Regions from separate parts of the Homo sapiens genome. Here all the other regions are linked to region 3. The links are chromatin loops, found by intact Hi-C in ENCODE. Cell type or tissue: CD4-positive, alpha-beta T cell. All regions are shown on one strand.

The links. A loop is a pair of places that touch in the nucleus more often than their neighbours do. Peaks named below come from ENCODE experiments on the same cell type or tissue, not always from the same donor. Only the 100,000 strongest peaks of a DNase experiment are listed, where the experiment ranks them.
Region 1: a loop joins it to region 3, with 3 times the contacts of the local background. A loop is called at or near these places in 12 of 110 quality-filtered maps.
Region 2: a loop joins it to region 3, with 3 times the contacts of the local background. A loop is called at or near these places in 11 of 110 quality-filtered maps.

What each region holds. Positions count from the first base shown.
Region 1 is chr14:99,187,269-99,195,268 of GRCh38, forward strand. All of the region lies in intron 3 of BCL11B (BCL11 transcription factor B), which reads right to left. Among named protein-coding and RNA genes, the nearest start is that of BCL11B, 81 kb to the right of the region's middle. RefSeq lists an enhancer at 4,662-5,223. In CD4-positive, alpha-beta T cell, CTCF peaks have their summits at 1,447, 1,657 and 3,982 (motif pointing left); DNase peaks (open chromatin) are centred at 1,583, 3,963, 4,543, 5,863 and 3 weaker places; H3K4me3 peaks cover 6,264 bases; H3K27ac peaks cover 7,894 bases.
Region 2 is chr14:99,177,636-99,185,635 of GRCh38, forward strand. All of the region lies in intron 3 of BCL11B (BCL11 transcription factor B), which reads right to left. Among named protein-coding and RNA genes, the nearest start is that of BCL11B, 91 kb to the right of the region's middle. In CD4-positive, alpha-beta T cell, no CTCF peak of the experiment used is centred here; DNase peaks (open chromatin) are centred at 1,396 and 3,756; H3K4me3 peaks cover 227 bases; H3K27ac peaks cover 7,384 bases.
Region 3 is chr14:98,135,456-98,143,455 of GRCh38, forward strand. It overlaps LINC02295 (long intergenic non-protein coding RNA 2295), which reads left to right and starts at 532. Exons shown (of 3, transcript NR_184268.1): 1 at 532-742; 2 at 3,538-3,855. The region is part of intron 1 of LOC105370655 (a long non-coding RNA gene); the gene reads right to left. In CD4-positive, alpha-beta T cell, CTCF peaks have their summits at 3,313 (motif pointing right) and 3,526; DNase peaks (open chromatin) are centred at 756, 2,406 and 3,346; H3K4me3 peaks cover 4,849 bases; H3K27ac peaks cover 6,279 bases.

The DNA of each region.
Region 1 (8,000 bases), 1.1 Mb after region 3:
CGCACAGAGCAATTTTCCATGTGGCAAGTCATCTGCAGCATTTGTGAAAAGCTACAGCACATTCCTAGAGGTTGTCTTTAGAGGTCCCGCCTTCGGATAAGGCACAGAAATCCACTGGAAATAATAAAGAATGCGTTGTCAGAGTCCCTTGAAATCTGCTTTCTGTGAACTTCCCTGAAAAGGGCCTACGCTGTTCCAGTGGGTTTTGGTGGGCCGATAGCTGAGCTCACTTTGATGGTGACGTTCCCCCACGCCGCCCAACATGAGAGTTTTCTGAAAGGATTCTAGAACTCTGGGGACAGGAATTTTGCAGAGAATGTGAAAGAGAAGCACAGAGCAAACCATCCTTATCATTTAATGGACAAATAAAGAGGGAGTTAGGAGATAAACAGGCAAAAAAAAAAAAAAGGCCAGGAGTCGGCTGCAGGTGTGTGAGCGGGGATCAGTGTGTAGCTGTTTCTCACTCACACGTGGGATCTCAGTCTCCCCAGAAGCACCCCATGCAGGCCTTCCTCCTCCTCCTCCTGGAGACAGGAAGTCTCCCCTCTCCATAATTCAAGACTTCCTTCACCAGGCAAGCCTCCATCTTTCCTTTCTTTAAATCCACAAAAAATCTCGACATTCCACCCCAAGAAGTATGGCAGAGCAGTAAATCTCATTTTAATGGAGTGTACGTTTAGCTCCAAGGAGATAATTGACGTTATGGAGAGCCTCGATACCGAGTTATATAGGTTAGCTAATGCAGAGGGGACTCATTACTGACACACTACAAACAAGTAGTAATATATGTATATTGTTCTGAGTGGCGTTAGAGCAAAAGTGTTCCGGTCTGCGGGGATTGATAAAGCACAAGAAAACAGCAGATATGCACTTGTAAATTTGTCTCATTTGTCTCTGAAGTTAAAGGTTATTCCCTTGTTCTGAATTTGTAATAAAAACATGCTAGCCCAGGGTTTGTGGAGAATGTTTGAATATTTAAATTGTGTATAATGATAGGCAATTATAGGGTAAAAAACTGGACCTTATGAATGGGGGGAACACTGTTTGGATCACCAAGTGTTTTCTTTTATCTTTAATGCATTTTGCAAGTAATTTCCCCCCAGTGGGGTTCAGAGACCATTACCCAGTCCCACAACCACTAACCAGTAACTAACCAAGCTTGGGTTTGCCCGGGTGGATAGGCTCTTTTCCTTCTTTTTTCTTTTCCTTTCTTTTGTTAGTTTTGTTTCCTTCGATATGCAGAATACATCTCTCCAACCAATGGCTGGCCTGGGGCTGGGGCTGGGGCTGGGGCTGGGGCTGGGGCTGGGGCTGGGGCTAGGGCTGAGGCTGAAACCGTGGCCTCTGTCCCCAGCAGGTCAGTTCGTCTTTCTGGGGAAGGACAAGGCTGGCCATAGGGAGAGGTCTGAGGGGCAGGGTGTGAATTTCCTCTGCCCCCCACAGTGGGCTCCCTTCTCCCCAACCCTCTCCCGGGAGGAGGGCCAGGGGCTGGTGGGGAGCCCCAGCTGTACCACCGGCTTGGGGCGGGGGGTGGCGCTGCGGCTCCCGCGGCTGGAGCCCAGGTGCCCGCCTGGCCGAGTCTGCTGTCGGCCCAGGTTAACCAACTGCAGTGCTAGAGTAACTCCAGCCAGCTTGTCACCGAGCACAAAAGTCATCAGCCAGTGAATGTTCTTTTCTGCACCACAATTAAGACGAATCAATACGACGTGCCACAAATGGTATTTTACTCTCAATAAGAACTCGAGCTGAGTTTATTCAGAATATTTTAGCGCTTCCCCGGGGGATTTTGGGCCGACGCAGATGGCAAATAAAGTACTCAGCCTAAGGCTACAGCACATTATGGTAATTCTAATGTCAGATGTACTTTAATATACAGCTCTATTTAATCACCCCATTATTTCACATTTCCATATGAAAAACCTGCGGCACTTCTGCGGCGCTTTGCCTCTGCCACCGTGCCAAGCTTCCTCCAGCCGCTGCTGGCTGCCGGGACGTGGTCATCTCGCCAGGCACAGCCTGACACCACCGAAGTTTCCGGGTGCCCGGATGCACAGCCGAGCTGCCTGGTGCCGCTAGAACATCAGAGGACTCTAAGATGCACCGAACGCCACCATGGGCGGTTATGGAAGAGAAAAGCTGCACGCACACTACATGCACACACACATGCAAGTTCACAATAAAATGCAGGGGGATGTGTGTCCACGTGGGCACACACGCACACCCACACACACAGTGTGCAGGAGAGAAACTAATGTCGACAAGGAGTTACACCCACGCTCCTAACACGGCCCTCTCCAGACACCAACACCCCAGCATGGCGGCTACTGGGTCAGCAGCTGGATCCAATCACAACGCTGGCTCCAGCCTGCGGCCCCAGCAGCTGTGCCCATTGGTTCTCCCAGGACTGCCCCCCACCCCATGAGGGCAGGATAAAGGCATCATCCACACCAAGGGGCAGAAGGAGGCCAGGCTGATGACAAAGCCAGAGGGGAGTGCACGAGGTAGAGCGGGGGATGAGAAGGGCTGGGAAACTGCTGCCCACACTGTGTGGGAGCACCTGGAGCAAGAAGGCCCCCAAGATGACCCTTATCGGGGACTATGGGCACTAGGGAATTGAAGCCTAGAGGTCCAGGCCCAGGGGAGGTGGAGTTCTGTGAATTCCAAGTGGCAGGAGCACCTCAAGGCTGGCTGGGCTGGCCCGCAGAAGCAGGGGTGTGGGCCGAGCCCAGGAAATCACTCTCAAGGCACTCCAAGAAGCCCAGCACAGCACCTGCTGACAATCCAATTCTAGATTTCCCAAAGACAGGTTTTGCTGATGGATGCAATGACACCTGGCACCCGACCCTACTGGGTGTCCCAATAATGAGCCAACACTTAAAGCCACATAACATGATTCACAGAAACAGTTACAGCATATGTCTTTAAAACAAGGCACTTGGGCCAGGCGCGGTGGCTCACGCCTGTAATCCCAGCACTTTGGGAGGCCAAAGCGGGCAGATCACGAGGTCAGGAGATCAAGACCATCTTGGCTAATACAGTGAAACCCCGTCTCTACTAAAAATACAAAAAAACTAGCCAGGCGTGGTGGCATGCGCCTGTAGTCCCAGCTACCTGGGGGTTGAGGCAGGAGAATCGCTTGAACCCGGGAAGTGGAGGTTGCAGTGAGCCGAGATGGCACCATTGCACTCCAGCCTGGGCGACAGAGCGAGACTTCGTCTCAAATAGAAATAAATAAATACTAATTTTTTTAAAAAGGCACTTGTCTGTGCCTTTGTTTTGTTTTGTTTTTTTAGTGAAGTCCCATTCCTAACAATGGGGAAAAAAATCTCTAAGGGAAGGAGGGAAGAGGAAGGAAGGAAAGGAGGGAGGAAGGGCAGTAAAACTGAGAAAGTTCCAACACACACTGCCAAAACCACTGGCAAATTTCTCAAAAGCATCCATTCACCAATAAGGCTATCAGTAAGCTAATTCTAGAAAGAAGAATTGTTCTAAAGCTCGGCATGGCAAATATTTCAGAGAAAAACTGCTCGACTGTTTGAAGGTACAGATGTCTGACCTACCTGGCCATTCCAACTCCTACAGGTGCGACTGTGACAGACAGCTCACCACCTCCACTCCCACCGCCCGCTTCGGCCACACGGGGGGGGTCACCCTCAAATTAGGGTCATCCTGTTACTTCTTTTTAAAATATGCTTTGGGGGTAAAATCTAACAATGGGAATTCAGTCCCAATTTTCAAGGAAGGCCTTTGATTCCACTCTTTTATTATTGGTTATTCTTGAACCTCAAAATAGATACTAATATTCCCCCAGGCCTTTTCCAGGTTGTTGTCAGTTAGAAAAAAACAGCCTAGGACAGTGGTTCTCAACTGAGGGTTGTTTTGCCCCTCCAGGAAACCTGCGGCAATATTTGGAGATATTTGTGATTGTCAAGACTGAAGGGGCTTGGGCTTTGGGGTGCTACTGGCATCTAGTGGGGAGAGGCCAGGGATGCCACTGCACATCTACGATGCACAGGACATCTCCCCAACAAAGGATGAGCCAGTCCACATAGCAACTGTCCCAAAAGTGGGCAGCCCTGGGCCACACCCGTCAACTTAAACACTGGCTTCCTTGTGGGGACCGCACCTAAATCTAAAAAAAAAAAAATAGACTGAAAGAGAAAGTGGGGAGTCAGGAAGAGAGTGGGAAAGGGAGAAAGAGGTGGAGAGAATTGAAAAGACAGAGAGAAGAGGAGGGGCCCACACCATCTACTTCTCTGGCAATAAAGAAACTGTGGAATCCCAGTCAATTTCATCATTGTAGAAATCATTTGAATTCCAGAGTTGCCTGGAGCTGAGAATCTGGGGCTCCTAGGGAGCTCCGAGCCTCGTGAAGGGGGAAGGCAGCCTGAAATGGCAGAGGGGGCAGGGGGACTGCATTTGTCAGCACCCCCCTGCCCGCAGCCCTCCACCAAAAAAAAAAAAATGCTCCGAGTGACTTCCCTCCAGAGCTGGGCTTGGCCACTAAGGCAGGGATGTCAGGGGCTGCCCTAGATTTGGTGGCTCAGCTGTGAGCCCTGCAACAGCGGCTGCAGGAGATGAAAAACAAATATATACTTCCTGAAGTCAAAGAGATAAAAATACAATTTCTGCTGCGTATGCCACTCTTTCACGCAGCATCAACACTTATGTGGGGTGACGGGGGGAGGAGGATGACCACGCAAGCTTAAGTGATTTTTTTAAAAAACACGATCCAGAGAGATTACATAAAAAGTACAATTAAGGGACGCTCAGAATCCCGAGGCCTTCAAGAACGTGCTAGCTCCGGAATATTTTTAGAACAATCACTGGAGTGATTCTTCTTAGTTGTAGAAACACTCCAAATCAGAAAGTCAATTTTTCCTCTATTTGCAGCAGTGCTGGCTCCACTGGACGGAATGCGTGTGTTTTGCTTGGCGGCTGTTCATAATACTGTCTTGGCAGCGTTTCCTTGGAGCGCACACGGTGAACCTGGCTCTCGCATACAGTAGCACTTTCATTTTAAGCGCCCCAGCCACGCTTCCCTAATAACAGCCTGGGAACTGCAAAACCCCTGTAAGCCCAGCCCTTTAAATGGGGAACAGAGCAGGGCTTTCGGGGCCCCGCTCGCCACAATAGGGACTGTAAACTGGGGCTGGTGCTTTCAATCAAGAAACGTGGCTCTCGTTAGAAGGCAGAAAATAAAACAATGCCGGCACGTTCTGGAGACCACAGCGCGCTACCTTTCACCTCGTCCTCGCCACACACACCCAGGCCCAGCCCCGCTGCCTCCTCTACCCTCCTGCTGTCCTGCCAGGTACCAGGTGTACCAGACCGGCTGAAGTTTGGATGGGAAGGGACATGGCAACTTGGGAACCACACTGGGGCTGGGGCTGTGGGCCAGAAAGATCTGATTCTCCTGCTTCCTAGCCTTGGCTGAACATGAATGAGTGAGCTCAACTCTGAGCTCCAAGTTCCTTATCCATAAATGCGAGTGACACCTGTATTGAGGATGTGGAAAGATTCCAGAGCGTGCATGGAAGAGTCCTGCCTCTGGTCAGTGCTCAATAGAGAATGCTATTTAATGATCAAAATGTAAATGAGTGAATGAATGAATGAATGAATGAATGAGTGAATGAATGGATAAAAGAGTGAATGAATGAATGAGTAAATTAGTGAATAAGTGAATAAGTGAATGAATGAATGAGTGAATAAGTGAGTGCAAGACAGCAGGATGGGGCTAAGAGGGGCTAAGATGAGATGGGACCGCTCATGAACAAATCCCCAAACCCCTCTCTGTCACTGATCAGCCACCGTGGTCAGCCACTGCCACCAAGTAGTCGTCATTCAAAAGGGGCCTTCCAGGTACAATTTCAGCCCCTCCCTGGCATCAAGAAACGTAGTGATTTCGGCCTCTTACAACTGGCTCATCACCACTGTCTGTTCGCACACTCCTCTTTCTTTCTCCCTATGTTGTTTACAAAGGTTTCATTATGTTTTCAACTAATCAGAAAGGCCCCGCTAATACACAATTAACATGTGATTATAAAAAAAATTAAAATAGCTTCCAGAAGAAGGAAATGTAATTAAGTAGAGAATGCTTTTCAATAAGTGCTTGCTTTAACCCATTGTCAGAACACAGTCTACGTTCGTCCACAATGCCTAGAACAGATGCCAAGGGCAGAATGTTAAAAGGAAGTTTAAAAAAAAAAGGGGACATTATTTTCTGGGGGAATAATAGCCATCAACTTGGTACAACATGCCGGAGAACTCGGATTCCGGCTGCAGAGGAGAGACCCTCCTCCCAATCCTCTTACCTCTTTTTTCTGGAGAAAGAAAAAAAAGTTTCCCTTCTAAAAAAATGAAATAAATGATTAAAGCCAAATCTAAGATAATAAGAATACATGCAACTAAATAGAGAAACCAACAGCCAAACACACACACTAACGAACCCCACTGCCAACAGAAGTTCTGGTCCAGACCATGAAGAGGGTTTGATAGCACCTCTTTTTCATCAAGTCTGTGATCATTTTGTTTCAAATCATTTCTGGCCAAATTTCAGAAGGGATCTGTCTTTTTAAAACCCCAAATCTAAAATGCGTTTGTAGACTCCTGTTTGAAAAGCAGGCTGACCAATCTGAAGGATTTTATTTCTCCCCCTTCTCTGCAGCCATCCCAAAGCAGTGCTCCAGCCAATGAGATCCGGCCATTTTATTGGCCCCAATGCTTGTCAATATGAATGGGGGTACTGGGGGTTTCAATGGTTTCTGCCAGACAATATGGGCCCAAAGCAAATGGCAAATTCAGTGATTTTGCAAGGAATGGGAATGTCGTGAGAAACGTGCATGACCCCACACATGAATTCTCCCAAACATGATGGAGAAGACGAAATATCAGGAAGCTCAGGGCAGGTGACAGGGCGACCACCTGGACACCTGTCCTCCCTCCTCACAGCCCCAGCACAGAGCAAGTGCTGCTGGCCCCGGACTGTCCCCCAGCAGCAGAAGTCACAGTCAGCAAACCGCCAAGGCCTTCCCCGGACTGCACTGGCTTACAGAACACACCCAGTTCTGGTAAGATGGGCCCGCCAAGGAGCCAGTGCTCCTGGACAACATCCCTAGGGGGTGGCAGGGCCAGGAAGATGCCTGTAGGCATGGCCAGAGCTCTGTCCTTCTCGGCTTCTGCCCTGTGGGGCACCCAGAACCCCATCCAGTGTTGCCCATGCACCTTGAACAAAGGACTGAACACTATGGGGTTCTATTCCCAACCAGCTATGACTCGGCAGTTATTAGCTGGGCAACCCTGGGGAAGGTGCTTAACTTCTCTGAATCTGTCCTTCGGTGTGAAAGGCCTTGTCTGCAAAATGGCCCCCAGAGGAAGCTAATATTTTCCCTGTCACTCAGGGGAGAAAGGTGAGATTCAACCAGGTTGCGTGGCTGGTCCTACAGGAAGTGAAGGAGCTGGGACCCAGGCTTGGATGACTTGGCTCAAAAGCAGTCTCAACCGTGGAGCAGACGGCCTTCGATAATAGCAACCCCCGAGGATGCAGACAGGCCTGAACCACGGGCACCCGACCAGTAGGACCTTGGTCAGTCCTTACCACGATCCCATCTTACCTCAGCTCCCAAGTGCAGAAGCCAAGGCTCAGGAACAAAGCGCGTCTACCCAAGGCCATCCAGGCAACAAGGCAGGTCCAGCCAGCCTGCCCTTGCTCCTTCCACCAATAAGTCACCTTAGCACAGAGCCATCTCCCCCAGGTGCACAGATGGGAAAACGAAGGCTGCCCAGCATGCAGAAAGGGCTTCCTGAGGTCGCACAGCCCAAGGATGAGGCTGGCGCAGGAACTCGAGCCTTCAGACTCCTCTTCTGCCCAGATGATCAGGGGACTGAAAAGTACCTAAAGCAAGCCAAGATGCGTTCTCAGGAAAATATGTGGAGCGAACTACCTGGCTTCCTGACCTGTACTTTCAAGCCCCACTGTCAAATCCACCACAGACACCAAC
Region 2 (8,000 bases), 1.0 Mb after region 3:
AAACTTTCATCTACCTGGAAGATTTTAACACAGATGCTAAAGTACAGGGGCCACAAGCTCTGGTGAAGTCAAACGTGCAAATGAATGACCCTTCCCAATATCGGTAAGTTGCCATGGGAAGTGGAGAAAACAGTCCCCTGTCTCACTCTCTCCACCAATCGATTACAGGCCTTCTGAAATCCTAGGCAGACAGCATTTTTGTTTTCCACCCACTAATTATGTTTCTGGAAGGCTGCACTCTTAGCAGTGTTTATAGGCACATAAACTTTCATTTGGAAACCATCTTTTAAAAATCAAGTGACTCGGGGACCAAATACCCTGAATTCCATCCAAGGTCTTGAGTGTGGCCTGTGCCTCTGCCTGAAACTGGACTTGCCAGTTTCTGAGGGGCCGGGACCTCCCCAAGACATCGCATGCCTGCAGCGTCACAGAAGGCTTCGTGCTGTCCGAGGGGCAGGGTGGAGACTCCCCCCGCGACCTCAGAACCAGTTGGCCCAGGACACCAACACTAGAAACCGAGCCAGGCTGTTACAAGTTTGGCATTACATAGGGATTCTTTCCCTCTCCTCTCCTATTCTGTGTGTTTGGTGATGAGAAGACGGTGGTAGGGAGGACAGAAATGAAAAAGGAATTCTGAAGTTCGGCCTCATCCCTCTTAAAAACAGCTCAAGGAGCACCTCTGAGGCTATCTTCTTTCTCCAGGGTGTCTGGGTCATTTCCCTCTCTTAGTCATCCAGGTAACTCAGTTCTCCCATGAAAGAGCCCCTGAGGGGAAACCTCCCCACCTAAGATAGGGCAGGGACGCCTTCCCAAGGCCCTGGGTGGCCGCGATTCTCCCTGTAAGGCCACCCCAACACCACAGCCCTCCTGCTCTGTGCACTCTCAGCGAACAGAGGAAGTGCCCAGCTTCCCTGGTTCTGTCCTACACTTATTAGTGATTGTACTTGGGGAACAGCACGCCTTAGCTCAGACAGCCTCATAGGAGAGCTGGCCAGAAGCCATATTTAGACGACTCCTCACACCCTTTTTGGGAACAAGGCAGAATAAATAAGTAATAAAAAAAGAAGCTAGATAAACATCCTTTTCTGACACAGGAGCTAATAACACAAATGAAGTGCCCCTTCCTGCAGGGTTATAGATCTTCAAATTAAAGATCGTTCCTGTACCCTGCACCACCCTTCAGCCACTCTAATTAATCAATTCACAGCTTTCCGTCGCTTTAGTTTCTCATGTTTTCAAGTCAGGCCACCTCCCTTCCCCCAATCTCTTTTTCATCATCTCTGTTTCCCTGGGAAGTGCTCCAAAGCACTTCCTGTTTCTTGATCTGGGTGGCCACAGATTTTCTAGAAAGTTCTGTGGCTGGTGAGGAAAGAACATGGCTATCAGAGGAAAATGCAGAGCGCTTACGCAGGCCAGCAGTGAAGGCGGCTCTACAGCTGAAATGGCCAAGTCACAGGTTTTTCAACTCAAAAGGGCAGTTACTGGAAGTCAGGTAGCTACAAGTGCTAAAGAGCTCAAGTGTTTCCACTTCTTGTTTGTTTGTTTTAAATGCTTCTGGCTGGGCACGGTGGCTCACGCCTGTAATCCCAGCACTTTGGGAGGCCGAAGCGGGCGGATCACTTGAGGTCAGGAGTTCAAGACCAGCCTGGCCAACATGATGAAACCCCATCTCTGCTAAAAATACAAAAATTAGCCGGGTGTGGTGGCATATGCCTATAATCCCAGCTACTCAGGAGGCTGAGGCAGGAGAATCGCTTGAACCCGGGAGACGGAAGTGGCAGTGAGCTGAGATCGAACCACTGCACTCCAGCCTGGGCGACAGAATGAGAATCCATCTTAAAAAAAAAAAAAAAAAAAAAAAAAAGCTTCTAAAACTAACTTGGAGCAACATAGGGAGGGCATTACCTGTCCATAATTCACCATCAGGTGAGAAGAGCGATGTTTATTCATCAGGCTGGATTTCAGGGCCACCCGTCCTGCCTGGAAAGCTCTTACTGGACCCGTGTCCGGGAACCGCTTTGGTTCCAATACTTCCCTCTGCACAATGGCAAGATTTCACTTCAGGCGATGGCCTCCAGTGCAGGATCTGAAGCCTTCCGATATCCTAAAAATCACCCAGCCCTCAGAGGCCCGCCCTAGACAACTTTCTTTCCAGTCCCCACTCCCTTCTTTTTTTAATAAAACATTCATTTCCTTATTATCACTCCATGGTTATCTCTTGCCCGGAAGTAGCCCTGAGCATGAGGCTTGCTCACTTTCAGAAATGGAACAATGTCAGAAAGTCTTTGAAGAGCCACTCAGAACATTTTTCTATTTGAAAACTCGCTAAATATTTTAAACACATGGCACGCAGTCTCAGACGGCTCATTTTTAAGTGCAGCAAAAGACCCCTGGTGAGCAGGCTGCTTCTGACTGGGGGCTGGCCCACTCCCCTTCCCGGGACCAGATGTTTCCTGGCTGTCACCCCCCTCCAGGAACTGAGGGCCACCTGCCCACAGGTGAGCTGGAGGCTGCACTGTGGAGAGGGGTGACAACTTTATGCTAGCGGCCCAGACAGGCTGCTGAGATTCCCACTGATAGGTCAAGGCCTAGACTATTTAGAAGCGATTTACCCAGCAACATCAAACCTGGCCTACAGACCTAGAAACGTCAGCTACACTTTGCTCACTAAGTCACGCTTGGCAACTCAGACCCAGGGCCTCGTCTTCCCTTGCTTCTTTCCATCCTTCTTCCTTTCTCAGACATTTTTTGTATCCACTGACAGAAACCCACACTGGATCTTCTTTGCTCCACTGGCTCTAGACAGAGCCCCAGGACATCTTTCTCAAATGCAATACCCTGGGTCATGAGAACCCTGGACAACAGCAGTGCGTCCATACCCCTCTGCCTTGGTGTTCCCAGAAGGAGGAATTCAGTCAATTCATTTAACCTCTCTGAGGCTTGACTTCCTCATCAGTAGAATGGGAATAATATACCTGGCTCCAGAGAGGCCTGGGGAGACCAAATGAGCTCCTGTATGTGGGCACAGCCTATAAATCGCACATGGCTATGCAGGCGTTACGATGGGGTTTGCACGTTTTGTTTTTTTATTATCCATCCTTGTACCTGGTCATGGATGTTTCAGTGATGACTTTCAGTATAACTCCAGCAATAATGAAACCCTGGAGGACATTTAATGCAGCCTGCCTCATGCATTAGAGGTTCTAGGGAAGCAGAAACTTGCAAACATTGAGGAAACATCGTTTTTTATTATGATGCTTGGGAACCGACGTGCAGCTGGACTCCTGCAATGAAATGTGACTCTCCCTCTGCCATTAGGCTTTTTTATGAGCATTTAAATAATTGTTCCTCCTTATTAAGCTGGCTACTCTAATAATACCAATAAAGGTATCAGAGATGTTCAATAAAAAACACACCTTTAATTGAAATTATTATCCAATGAAAAGGCCATAATTGATAGGGGTCCTCCTAAGGCCAAGTGATACCAAAGGGAAGGGCATTCCTGCCTGGGTGAGATTTAGTGGCCCACTGCTGTTCGAGAAGGAGCAGCAAGGAGACACCCTCTCGACTCAAGCAGGGCCCGGGGTGATATCCTGAGGTTGGGGGGCTAAAGTAAGAACTGGATTCTGGCTTTACAGGCCCCTCTACAGGTTGCAAAACATTTTACACTAGGCGTGGCATTTCCCATGCATTCACTCACACCATCTTTGCTCACTGTGGCCTCAAGGGGGGCCAGGGGAAAACTGCATCCCAGCTGGCACGTGAGCAAACTGACGCTCAGAGAAGCAAAGCGGCACGGCCAGAAAGGGGCAGGCCACGCTCCTCCTCAGGCTTCCCAACCCCTGAGCAGGGCTCCAGCCCCGCCTCGGCACACAGCACCACCTGAGGCATTTATCGTCAGGGCCTGTTTCACAATGCAAATGGCCACGAAGGAGGTTCTCCCACCACACTGTGAGTGTCCTCCCAGTGGAAGGCACTGATGATGTTTGGTTGGAACCCGGTCAGGTCCACCACAGGCCTTGACCCTGGAGAGGAGAAGGGGAGACGTTTCACAGAGCGAGCAAGCGAGCCTGCGGGGTATGACACGTCACTGGGGACCTCGTGAGGTAGACACCGAAGTGGCCAAATCCAGGGATGGGAAACCAGATCCCAGGGCCCCCTGTGGCAGCTCCCTTCCCCACTCTGGACTTCAGGGTACCCAGTACCCAAGGAGATGGCTGGTTTCACCGGCCAACCACTCAGTCCGCCTCCAGAATCCGTCTGCTAAAGATGCCGTCTCCACAGTTCCAAAATGATCGTAATTATCAGTGTTATCCCTCAGATGTGTAGATTCCTTATTCATTTAAAAACTATCCTCTTTCATGACGTCAGAAAGGAGATGTCCATTGGGCACCGCAGGGATCTATTTAAGTTTCGTGTCTATATCATTCTGGGCACAGCCATCTGCAGAATTGATAACCATCCCTGCCTGTTCCAAATGTATTCCGTGAAACCTCAGCTCTCTCCAAGACAAAGGCGGAACTGGGGAAATAACACTCACAGTGGTAACAAGAAAGCTTTATGAAATCCTTACCACCTGCCAGGCATGAGCTAAGCACACCAAGGACCTCACATGCTGCTCCAACAACCCCTGCAGTACCCACCGTCATGATGACCATTTTACAGATGAAGAAACTGAGGACGGGAAGAGATAGGGGATCCGCCTGGGGCTGCACAGCTGCCCACGGTAAAGCCTGTGCTCTTGTTATGCTGTTCTGATAAACGCTGGGTCAGAAGAGCAGCAGACACACTCCGGGCAGGGATGGGGCTAGCTACCTGGGCCTCAGTATTTTACCTTTCATTTCAGCCCACGTACTAACAAAAATGTCAAGATGTGTTGCTTTTGGCTAGAATTGCAGTAACTCCATGAAATCATGCTGATTATCTCATGGCAAAAATAATAGATGCCATTTAGAAGAGAAAAACCTTTCAAAGCAAGTGGCCCACTGAGGGGTGTAAGTGCTGATGGTAATAGCAGTGGTACTATGACCAATAAGACATGGTCTCCTCTGGTGGTAATGTGCTGAGCCAGCCTCTGGCTAAGAAAGCCACTGCCCCCACACCAAGGCCTGCGGTAGACATTGCCAGTTCATCCCCGCACTCTCCCTCCAGGCCTTGGACTCCTCTTTAACCCCAGGCTCCAGGCAGTCATTGCCAAATAAAGCATGCCTGCACCTCTTTGCCATTCCTGGATCTCAGTAGATGTAAATCCAGTAAATGTGGGATCAAAATAGATTGGGCTGAATGAGCGTGGTAGCACTGTGTGTTCTGCTGAGAACTTTGTCTACATCTGACTTTCATTAATTCACTGAACAAACAGGATCTGGGCCCCCTTCATCTGCTAGGTACTATGCTGGTAGCTAAGGGTGCAGCTCACACTCCAGGGGGGAGACAGGGAACCCCCAGTAACCACTCCATTATTTAATGCAAATTATGAGTGACGCTAGGAGGAGTTCAGGGTGCTGGGAGAGAGAAGAATTCAAGGGTTTGACTCACCTTGGGGGTTCAGAACCCACATGATGCCAGACCCACCCACATCACCTCGTTTAGACCCCACCTAACTCTACACGCAGTGACCATTGACCGAAGAAATAAGGGAAGCCCAGAGAACTTGGATAAGTTGCTCAAGAAGAAATTAGTGACCTTAGCTTATTTATTTAAAATTCATCTTCCAGACTCCAAGCTCCTTGAGGACAGGGACTGCGCTGGTCTTGTGGACTGCTTGGACACCAGCCTGCAACATGGTGACTCACGCAAAGTTGCACTTCAGGACTGCCAGCGGCCGAGACATCCGACAGACCAGGAGTCTTCTCAGCCTCCTGCCAGCACGAGCCATGTTCCTTCCAGACCCACTTCAAAGCCCAGACACTTCGGCCAAGTTGCTGGACACCACAGGGCTTCAGGGTCCTCATCCACACAGGGAAAACAATACCTGCCTTCCTGGGTCGTTCGCTGTAGGATGAGGGCTCGTCGTGGTAAAATACCCCAAATAGGGACCCACATACAGTAGGCACTGGGTACACGGGAGGTGACAGAGACTGGAACTTGGGACTTTCTCTGCGTTTTCTCATGGTCAGCGTTCCTGAAGTCCCACCAAGACAAGGACTAGACCTGGGAGGACACCGCAACTCCACAGTCCACATGCCGCCCTCCACACCGGGCCCCCTCCAGAGAGCAGGGCTCCACTCAGCACTCTCAACAAAAGGCCTCTCTTCCTCAGCAGAGAACACACCCAGCACTGCCCCCACCCCGAAGCCGGCTGCATCCCAACCACCAAAGCATGCCAGAATCCCAGGGGACTACACACAGAACCAAGACAGTATGCCACCACCTCTGCTACCACCCACCCCAGAACCAGGGACAGATCTTCCCAAATCACAGAGCTGGTGGGGCCTCCCTGATACCCAGGACGATGTATCAGGCACCCCAGCCTTTGGGATCCGGTCCCACTTGCTGCCTGCCTTTTGCACACACCCATGAGCTGCCCACTCGCCCTCTCGGTGCCTCCCTTTGGGCAGCGCATTTTCACACCTCCATGCCCTTGCTGGTGCCATTCCTGCTTCTTGGAATACCTGCCGTTTATTCTCTCCCCATAAAATATCTTTTCAGATCCAGCCCAAGTCTAATCCCCTCAGCATTCCACAGCATTGTATTTAGATCTGCTTCATACTGATCACCATACTGAACTGTCATCTTTTGTCTTTGACCTTGGTGTGTTCAGCATGGCTACAGCCTGCACGTGCCAATGTTGGCCTTTTGCTGTCAGGTGGATGCTCACAGCCACTTTGGAAAGTGGGTTTTAACCCAGGTTCTCTAGAGAAAAGAAACTAAGTCTCATCACAGCTGAGTGAGGGGCCCCAGGTCACAGGGCTGGTAAGTGGCAGAGTCAAGATGCACACCCGGGTCCGTCTGACCCCAGAGCGTGTGCTGGGGTCCAGACTCACAACTGGCTGCCCCTCACACAGGGATGGCAGACCCTGTGGTGACCATCCCTGGGAAGGAGCCTGAGCCAGCCCTGTCTAATCATTCCGCCTGCACCTGGGATTGCCAGCAAGCCAGCCCGGGAGGCCAAGCTGAAGGCCTTCGAGGGCAGGAAATGGCCCAGAAGAAAGAGGCTGCACACAGCGAGAAAACCTCGCTCACCCCATAGTGTTGGGTGACCGTCCACTTACCCTCATGGGACCCCTGCAGCAGAGGTGAGCTGTGCGGCTTCATCTGCCTGGACTTAATTCAGGCTTTGAGAAAAACCTTAGGAAGCTGGGCCTACACCCCTCAAACAAAGAGCCCCAGCATTCCCCTTGACAGCCAGATTTTCACAAAAACGCCAGTGAGTCTTGGTTTCCTCCCTCAGGGTCATAGGTGGGGGTCAGGGAGTGGGAGTGGGTTAAACTGTAGACACAGAGAATTGTCAGACAAAGCAGAAACCTCAAGTGACTTTTGAGTACCTGGGGAGGAGGCAGGCAGCAAAACTACATGATGAGGACGGGCGCGGTGGCTCACGCCTGGAATCCCAGCACTTTAGTAGGCCAAGGTGGGCGGATCACCTGAGGTCAGGAGTTGGAGACCAGCCTGGCCAACATGGTGAAACCCCATCTCTACTAAAAATACAAAAATTAGCTGGGCATGGTGGCACGCACCTATAATCCCAGCTACTCAGGAGGCTGAGGCAGGAGAATTGCTTGAACCCAGGAGGCGGAGGTTGCGGTGAGCTGAGATCACACCACTGCACTCCAGCCTGGGTGACAAAGTGAGACTCTGCCTTAAAAAAAAAGAAAAAAAAAAAAAAAACTATATGACCAGTAATGTTCAAGCCAGACACAGAGAACCGGAGGTGCCCAGGCCAAGGAGGGAAAGGTCCGCAAGGTAGGGAGCTGTGTGAGCACACTCAAGGTGCAGGGCGCTGGGCCACGCGACGCAGAAAGCAGCTCTGTTTGCTATAGAATGAGGCAGGTCGGGGGAAA
Region 3 (8,000 bases):
TATACAACTCTCATATTGAAATGTCGGCTGCAGATATATGCAATATTAAAGAGCGCTTATGAATTTTTGACATCTAATTAGTCGCTACCCTGTTAACATGTCAGGACTCAGAGGGATTAGGGAGGCAGCCCTTTCTGAATAAGTTACAGTGAGGCTCCTGTCCTTTTCATGTATTATTCTTTAATGTAGGTGGTGATTATTTGGCTGTGATTAATTGATGAAGCCCATTGGTCTGGCAAGTGGTGCCGAATTCACCATTCCTCACTTTTATTTCTCTCAGTAGGGTTCTGCCACTTAATCGGAAGGACCTGCTTCCTTCCAGGCAATCTCTCTGTGCAGCGTTCTGGGGCAGAGGGACTGTTCTGGGTGACCCACCTAGACCCTTTCACAGCTCTTGGCTCCCTGGTCAGCAGTGGGTTTTGCATCCTGTCTTCTTGGACAAGCCCTGTGCCCTGTGCCCCCTGGCCAGGCATGTCTGAAATGCAGTGGCACCCCCTATACAAAGGCTTCCTGTTGCTCCCCTTTTCTCTCATATCTGATTTTCGAGCCTTGCTTTCTGGTACCTTTAACACCTGTAGCTCCCTGCCTGGCTCAGTTTACTTCTGGGTTCAGCTGCCTGCCAAGACGCCAGGTGACAATCGGGGCTCTCCAAGGCCGCTCCTGCCATTGTCTCCAGCTGTGGGGCCCAAGAAACCACACACGTGAGATGCACAGTCTGATATGGCCGGCTCTGCCCCTCTGGGTAAGTGATACCAAGCTCTAAAAAAAGGCAACAATGAGAAGCGGATGTTGGGGAGAGGGGACCTGCTGGCTGCTGCTTTTGGGCACTGCCCCATGGGTGTCAAACACCCTGCTGTGTGCAGGCAGCTTCCGCCTCCTAGGAACTCTATGCCCACACAGTCCTCCCAGAAGCTCCTGTCCCAGCTCCCTGGGCTCCCACGGAGGAATCCTCTTTCACAGTGGGTTCTTAGGAATGTCAGATCTGATAGTCTTGGATTTGAAGCTGGGCAAGATTTTTAACATTTTAGATAAAGCAAGCAGGGAAATGATTTGTGAGTATAGCTCTGTGTTTAAGCACAGGGAGAGGGAGGTGTTTTCTGCTTCACCGCATGACTCCCCTTCCATACACCCACATGTGCATGCAGGCACACACATGTATACACACAGGTGCATGCATCCATACACACAGACCCACACATGTACACATACAGGCCCACACACACCCATAGATAGACACACACACTCCCAGGTACACATGCAGGTGCACACACCCATGCACACACAGGCATACACAGGTACACACACAGACACACACTCTCTCTCCCACAGCTTTCTAGACAAAGGCTCTGCCATCAGACTTTCGTACCCTGGCCTCCTGGTTTTATGAACAAATAATTCCTTTTTTTGCAAAGCAGAATTCCCCGCCCCCATTATAAACTCCCACCATTCAAATCTATAATTGGGGGAGTAACAGAGCTGTGGCCGACTTATCTTTTTAAATGCACCGACCCTGGACGAGCCATCCTAAAAATGTGTAATTATAAATAAACCTTCACCTATGTCAGCTGGCAGGGTTTTTAATTACTGCACTTGATGTCAATCAAGGCCAGCTCTGGGTATGCATGTTAGGGGGCAATTTCAGAGGAATTTTGCGGACATAAGCTGTTTGCCTTATTCTATTATCTGCATTTAAAAGGGGAGAGGAGGAGATAAGGCGACAGCCAGGAGGGGAGAGAGAAAGAGCAGCTCATGGAAAGAAAATGGTGGGGGAGGCATTTTACCGAGGCTGCAGCATCCTGCTGGGGCTGGGGAGGGCAGATACTGGACATCTCTCCTAACCCAGGGCCCCACACTGCTGGCCCCCTCTTTGTCTCCCAACCCTTTCTTGCAGGAAGATAAGGAGGGAGATGGGAGTGAGGTGTATATTTGCTGATGGAAGGGGGTGGAGGGGGCCCCTGCTAATCATGTGGGGACAAGGCGGGGATGAGGGTGGGGGTAGGATGAGGGTGGGGGTAGGATGAGGCAGGGAAGGAGAAGATCAGGAAGAGCAAGAAGTGTTGGGGGGAAGCGCTAAAAGGAAAAAAAATCAATTGATGCATATTCACTTTCTCCTCCACTGCGGATTCTATCCGAAGGAAACACTGAACTTTGTAGTGTTAGCAGCAGCTGAAATTTAGAATTATTGTTTCCTTCTAACAGAAGACTCATTTTCCACGGCCGCATTTGCAGCATAATAAGCTTTTTGTTATTTTTTCAATTAGAGTCAATTGACCTAACAAAATGCTTGGCAATTAAGTGATTTTTGTAATGGTCCGGGGGTAATTTAGTCGAGCTTGTCAGCTGTGTTTCATGAAGCCAGGCTGTCTTTTTTTTTTCCCCACTGCCTCTCTCTCTCTCCCTCTCTCTCCCTCTCTCTCTCTCTCTCTCTCTCTCCTCTCTCTCGAGCATAATGGCTCATAATTTCGAAATCTTTTCCTTCTGTTTCCCTCACAATAATTCGCAATTACAGGAAGTTGTTGGAGGTGATTTTTTTTTCTACCTTGCCTTTTGAGTCAGTAATTTTAAATAAAATGTACATACTTATAAAAAGGCAGCTATTACTGAAATCACTTTTTGTGTAAACTCAATTATTTCATGAATAGTGACACCAGCTTATACTGGGTCCCACTCCTGAAGGCTGAGGCATTATTATCTTCAGGGTAAAAGGTTTGGAACATTCAGAACACTCTTTCCAAATCAAACCAGCATTCAATAAGGTAAACACGACTTCAGGAGAGCAGGAGGCGGCTGGGTTACCTGGCCATGAAAAATGGCAACCTCCGGGCAGCCCTCATCTCTGTTTCCTCCCCTGGGCAAGGACTGGACTTTGGCTTCTCATCCTCTGATTTATGAGGAAATTCCTCATTTGCCTAATTGATTCATTTTCTTAAGACGACATCTGGAGTTACATTTTCTTTTAAAAGGCTGCAGTTAGAGCTGATGACTAGCTCAGATGTTCCTTCATTGTGTTACTATCTGTTTATACCTATCTTAAAAATATATAATATTCTGCACGTATCTGCATACGTGCATACATACAGAAATAGCAGAAAGACGTGCTGGTGTTTTTTCAGACAAATTCGCCTAGGAGGTAATGTGAGTCGTTATCAGGATTCATCTTTAACCTTTAGGAGGCTCATGTACATTTTCACATTGCCTTATGTGTTTGAAAATGATCTCTGCCTTCTACTCCTGAGTTACAATCCCTGGTTGACTTTAGTTGCCCCCACTGTGAAAAACAACTTAGCAGTAGCCCACTTCGTTCCTTGGTAAAAATCTCCCCAGTAGGGGGCAGTAGAAGAGCAAGCCAGCGGAACCCCATTTCGGCTGGCCCTTTAACAGGGCCAAGACTTCCCCGCTCTGGGAGGCCCATCCCCTCTTGGCTCCCGTTGGAACGCAGAGTTGGAAAGATCCATTAGTACAGAACACTGGTTTTGAATTGGTCTCCCAATTCTGTCTGGATAACATCTAATCAAATGCTCCTCCCTCTCCTTTTAGGTTTTATATCTTTTCAAAGTGATTCATTGAAAGCTGTGGCTGTTGTCAGCTGGGTGCTGGGAGCACTGAACAAATTCCCTGCCTAGGTTGTGTAGACAACGTGGGGAATGGGAGACCCTTGGGATCCTGATGGTCTCGCCAGGCCTACTGAGACAAGTGTCCAGTGCCATCGGACCTGTGCTCATGCAGTTACTTACTACCATGTGAATCTGACCATCAAAATTCTTCCTACATTTCAATTCCCCCAACTCTAAAATGAGGAGGTTGGGCTTGATACCATCTCAGAACTCTTCCAGCTATAAACTGCAAACCAATCAGGTATTAATTAATTCATTCATCCACTCTTTACAAGATGCACCCTGATCTGCAGAAGACATTCCTGTGTATAACAGAGTCATCATATTCTTGGGTTTGATTTGTTCTTTTTTAAAATATGGAATTTTTGTTTAATTCCAAATGGTTTTCTTTATTCTTTTTGTTGTTGTACAATTTACCCTCAACCAAAGAAAGAATAACGATAATTTGGAGAGTTAAACTTATTTCATAGCTTTAAATAGGTGTGTGATTTCCACAGTGACTGACGTCTTACCTGTATTTTGAGATATTTGGAAATCTTTACCTGTTTCCCCAGTGGTCATGGACAGCCTTGGGCTTGACTTGGTTTAGATTCTCAGACACTGTGGTTTGGACTGGGCTGGGGCTGGGCCCAGCCTCTCAAGGCTTTGATTAATCCACTGCACCTCTCATTTTCCTGACTATAAAAGAGAAGCTACAGTTCTGAATAAGCATCTTGCAGAAGAAAGAAGCCAAAGCAGAAAGTATTAAACTTTCATCCAGCACCATAGGAGAGATGTAGTTATTAAATTTCAGCTGCTTATCAAACTGATATGAAAGTCATTTTGCATGATTGCTTTGCATCCTCAAATCTTCTGCTTTTATTTGCAATGCATCTCCGTGCTTTCTTATTAGAAAAATACTCAAAGGATAAAAAAGCTGATAATATTATTCGGTTTTGACAATTAGGTAGAAAAAGCATTCAAAGAAGTGCTTTTTTATTGCAGCTGGTAATACTATTGGAGGTCCTCCTGATAGCAGTCTATACTGATGCTACCCAAGGTGACACTGGTTTTATCTTTTAATTGCCGTGTACTGGTTATACTGGATCTGGGCAAGGGAGGCTATTTCTAATCTTTGCATTGGGACATAGGACTCTAGCTTATATGACAGGTTCAGCTTATCCTGAACCTCTTGCATTTGCTCACTCTTGACTTTATGTTGTGTCCACTGCTCTCACTTGTATTGGGCCTAGGATGAGGACTTTTGCTGACTATTCAACACACCTTTGTTGAATATTTACTGTGTGTTGGGAAATGCCTTAAGACCCAGAGATGTAGCTTCAAGCCATAGACCACCTACAATTGAATTTTATCTCCCCTTTTTCAATTAAATCATCAGAGTTCACTTTTAAATTATATGCACATATAAAATTCTAAATTATGTATACATTTATGCACATAAAGATATATGATTTTTTTCATCATTTCACTATCTTTTCGTGGTCCACAGAATGCAAAAATGATTATTTTGACTTATTTGCCAGTTCTATGGACCTTATTTTACTTTAGCCTTTTAAATAGCTCTATGAGGTAGAGACTCATTTTCTTTTGACAACAGAGGAAAGTGAAGCTTAGTGGGGTAAAGAGACTTGTTCAGGATCATACAGGTGGTATATGACATCTATGTGATTCAAGTCACGTCTGTGAGACTATAAAGCAGTGCTATCTTTTGGCCTTAGCCTACTGCCAGCATCTCCGTTAGCATCTCTCACCAATAGTCGTCAATGCCCTTTATTTCCATGTGTTCAGATTCTAGCAAAGTAGGGAGAGACCTCAGCACAACGGGCATCATCACCCAGTAATAGACATGAGCACCAAGGCTTTGGGAGCTGAGACAGAGGAGTAGGCGCCCCATGCACCAATATCTCTAAGCCCCATACTTTCTGCTTTTTTGCAAGGAAATGGAGATTGCTTACCACAACCATTAGACTGCTGCTGACAACAAGGGAGATGCAGCCACTGAAATCTAATTCTGGAGAGCTAAAGGGACTCTTGTCGGAAGAGGGAAGTGGTAGCTGTGCCCCGTGGAAATAGCTCAAACTGAAAGTCAAGGAAGATCCTAATTAATTTAACAATAATTTGTTGAGGTCCCACCATGAGCCAGACCTGGTTCTTGGTGCTTGGGATAGCAGGGAAACACATGAAGGCAAAGATGCTTGCAACGGTGGAACCTACGTTGTAACTGGGGAGTCAGACTAAACAGCAAGCCACAGCACAACATGTCAGAAGACAGTGTGCTATGGAAAAAATAAAAGTAAAGCTGGGTCAGGCAGAAATGGGGAGCAGTTTCAGTTTTCATATTAAATACCCTGATCAGGAATGTGAGATCTAGCCCCAGATATGTCTTGCGCATCTTTTCCTTCTAGGCTTCATATTTCATGAACCAAAATTTCCCAAACTTGATGGATCTTAGGAATCACTAAGGAGGAATGCGGTTTTTTAACTTTATAGAATCCCAGGCTCACCTAGGGATTCAGACTACCAGATTCTTCTGGACCTGGAGCCTCAGAATCTGCATTGTTTAACAAACCAGCCCAAAGTATTACAGATGTACAGCTTTATTTAAGAAGCCCTGGACTAAAAGGCCAAGCGTACTCTAGGGGCTCTAGAGTGAATCCTCTCTGTTCATCATCTCTGTGACCTTGGGAATATTATTGAACAAAGAGGTATTCTTTAACTTCTGTGGTTGTTAATGTGGGTTAACTAATACAACAAAAGTTGGCAAAACACCTAGCCCAGGTCTTGGCACAACATTGGGGCCATGTTTTTTTTTTTTTTTTTTTTTTCCTATTCCTCCTCATGGCACTAACATCAAATCATACTTCGTTGAAATTATGAACACAGGAGAAAGCCATTTGAATAGAAGCAGCAAGCTCTATAAAGGCTGAGAAAAGAGGAGAATAAAAAATTCGTAAGCTCAGGCATACTGAGTTATGCCTGTAATCCTAGCACTTTGGGAGGGAAGAGGGAGGATCTCTTGACCTCAGGAGTTCAAGACCAGCCTGAGAAACATAGCAAAACCCATCTCTACAAAAAATTAGCCAGGCATGGTGGCACATGCCTGTAGTCCCAGCTACTCATGGGGGTTGAGTTGGGAGGATCACTTAAGCCCAGGAGGCCAAGGCTGCAGTGAGCCCTGATAGTACGACTGCACTCCAGCCTGGGTGACAGAGCAAGACCCTGCCTCAAAAACAAAAGCAAAAACAAAAAGAATTTGTAAAGTGGTTACTCTGCCAAGAGAGAAAAATAACTCTAAGCCGTAATTTAGGCAGAGCCCATTTTACCAATGGGGTTGTGAAAATATGCATTCAAGTAGCTGAGATGATGAAGAAAGGATGGATCTTAATATTCTCCATAATTAATGCTCTCTATATTGGATGGGGTCTGATTTCCTCCAGGTTAGGGGTGACGGGAGACAGTGATCACTGAGTCTAGCTGGCTCAATGTCAGTAAGAACTGCTGCTATCTCTCTTGTTTGCACAAAAACCTGACATTCTGCCTTTGCCATAGAATTGTCTGCCATAGAATGAAATACAGCAGAAACCTGTATTTCATTCATCACCTCAGCTCTTACAAAGCTGAAATTGTATTTAAAAATTAAAAATGAAACAGAAATACAAGTGCCAAAGAGTGCACAGCACAAAAATATTCATCCATGCAAGGGAGGAATTATCTCTTTCACTTTTACCTCCCAAGCAGGCTCCTCCCGCTCCCCGCATCACTCCTTATCCTTTTACCCTGCTCTGTGCTTTATAGGACTTATTCCCACCTGATATATCATCTATTTCATTTGGGGTTTTGTTTGCTTGTTTGTTTTGCTATATACCATTACTTTCTCCCTCTTTTCAATACAGTGTCTTTGCTCACTGCCCCATCCCCTAACCTACCATGTTACAGGTGCTCAAAAAATATTTTTTTGAATAAATGAATCTCAACTCACTCCAGTTTTCCTACTGGTGGCATGTCACCGATCTAGTTATTCTGTCTTATAAGTTCATCTAGGCCACTAAGCTGGCATGATCATAGTATTAAAGGCAATTCAAAAAAGAGAGAGAGAAAAAAATACAGGGAGAAAGAGGAAAGTAATAGGAAATTGAGTATAAAGGCATTCAATCCAGCATTATCAGCTTTATAAATTATATGTCAATGTCTGTAGACTCCACGTATCTTATAGCTTAAATTTTAATTTGGGGTGTTTTTTTGTGGAATCCACCACGGTAAGGGCAGAGCAAGATTTTAATGGCCAAAGGCTATTTGCAGATTTGCTTGCAAAATTGCCAATTTCAAATATATTACAGAGAATTTGGACAAGACTGAAATATATTTGCAATGAGTCAAATATAGAGT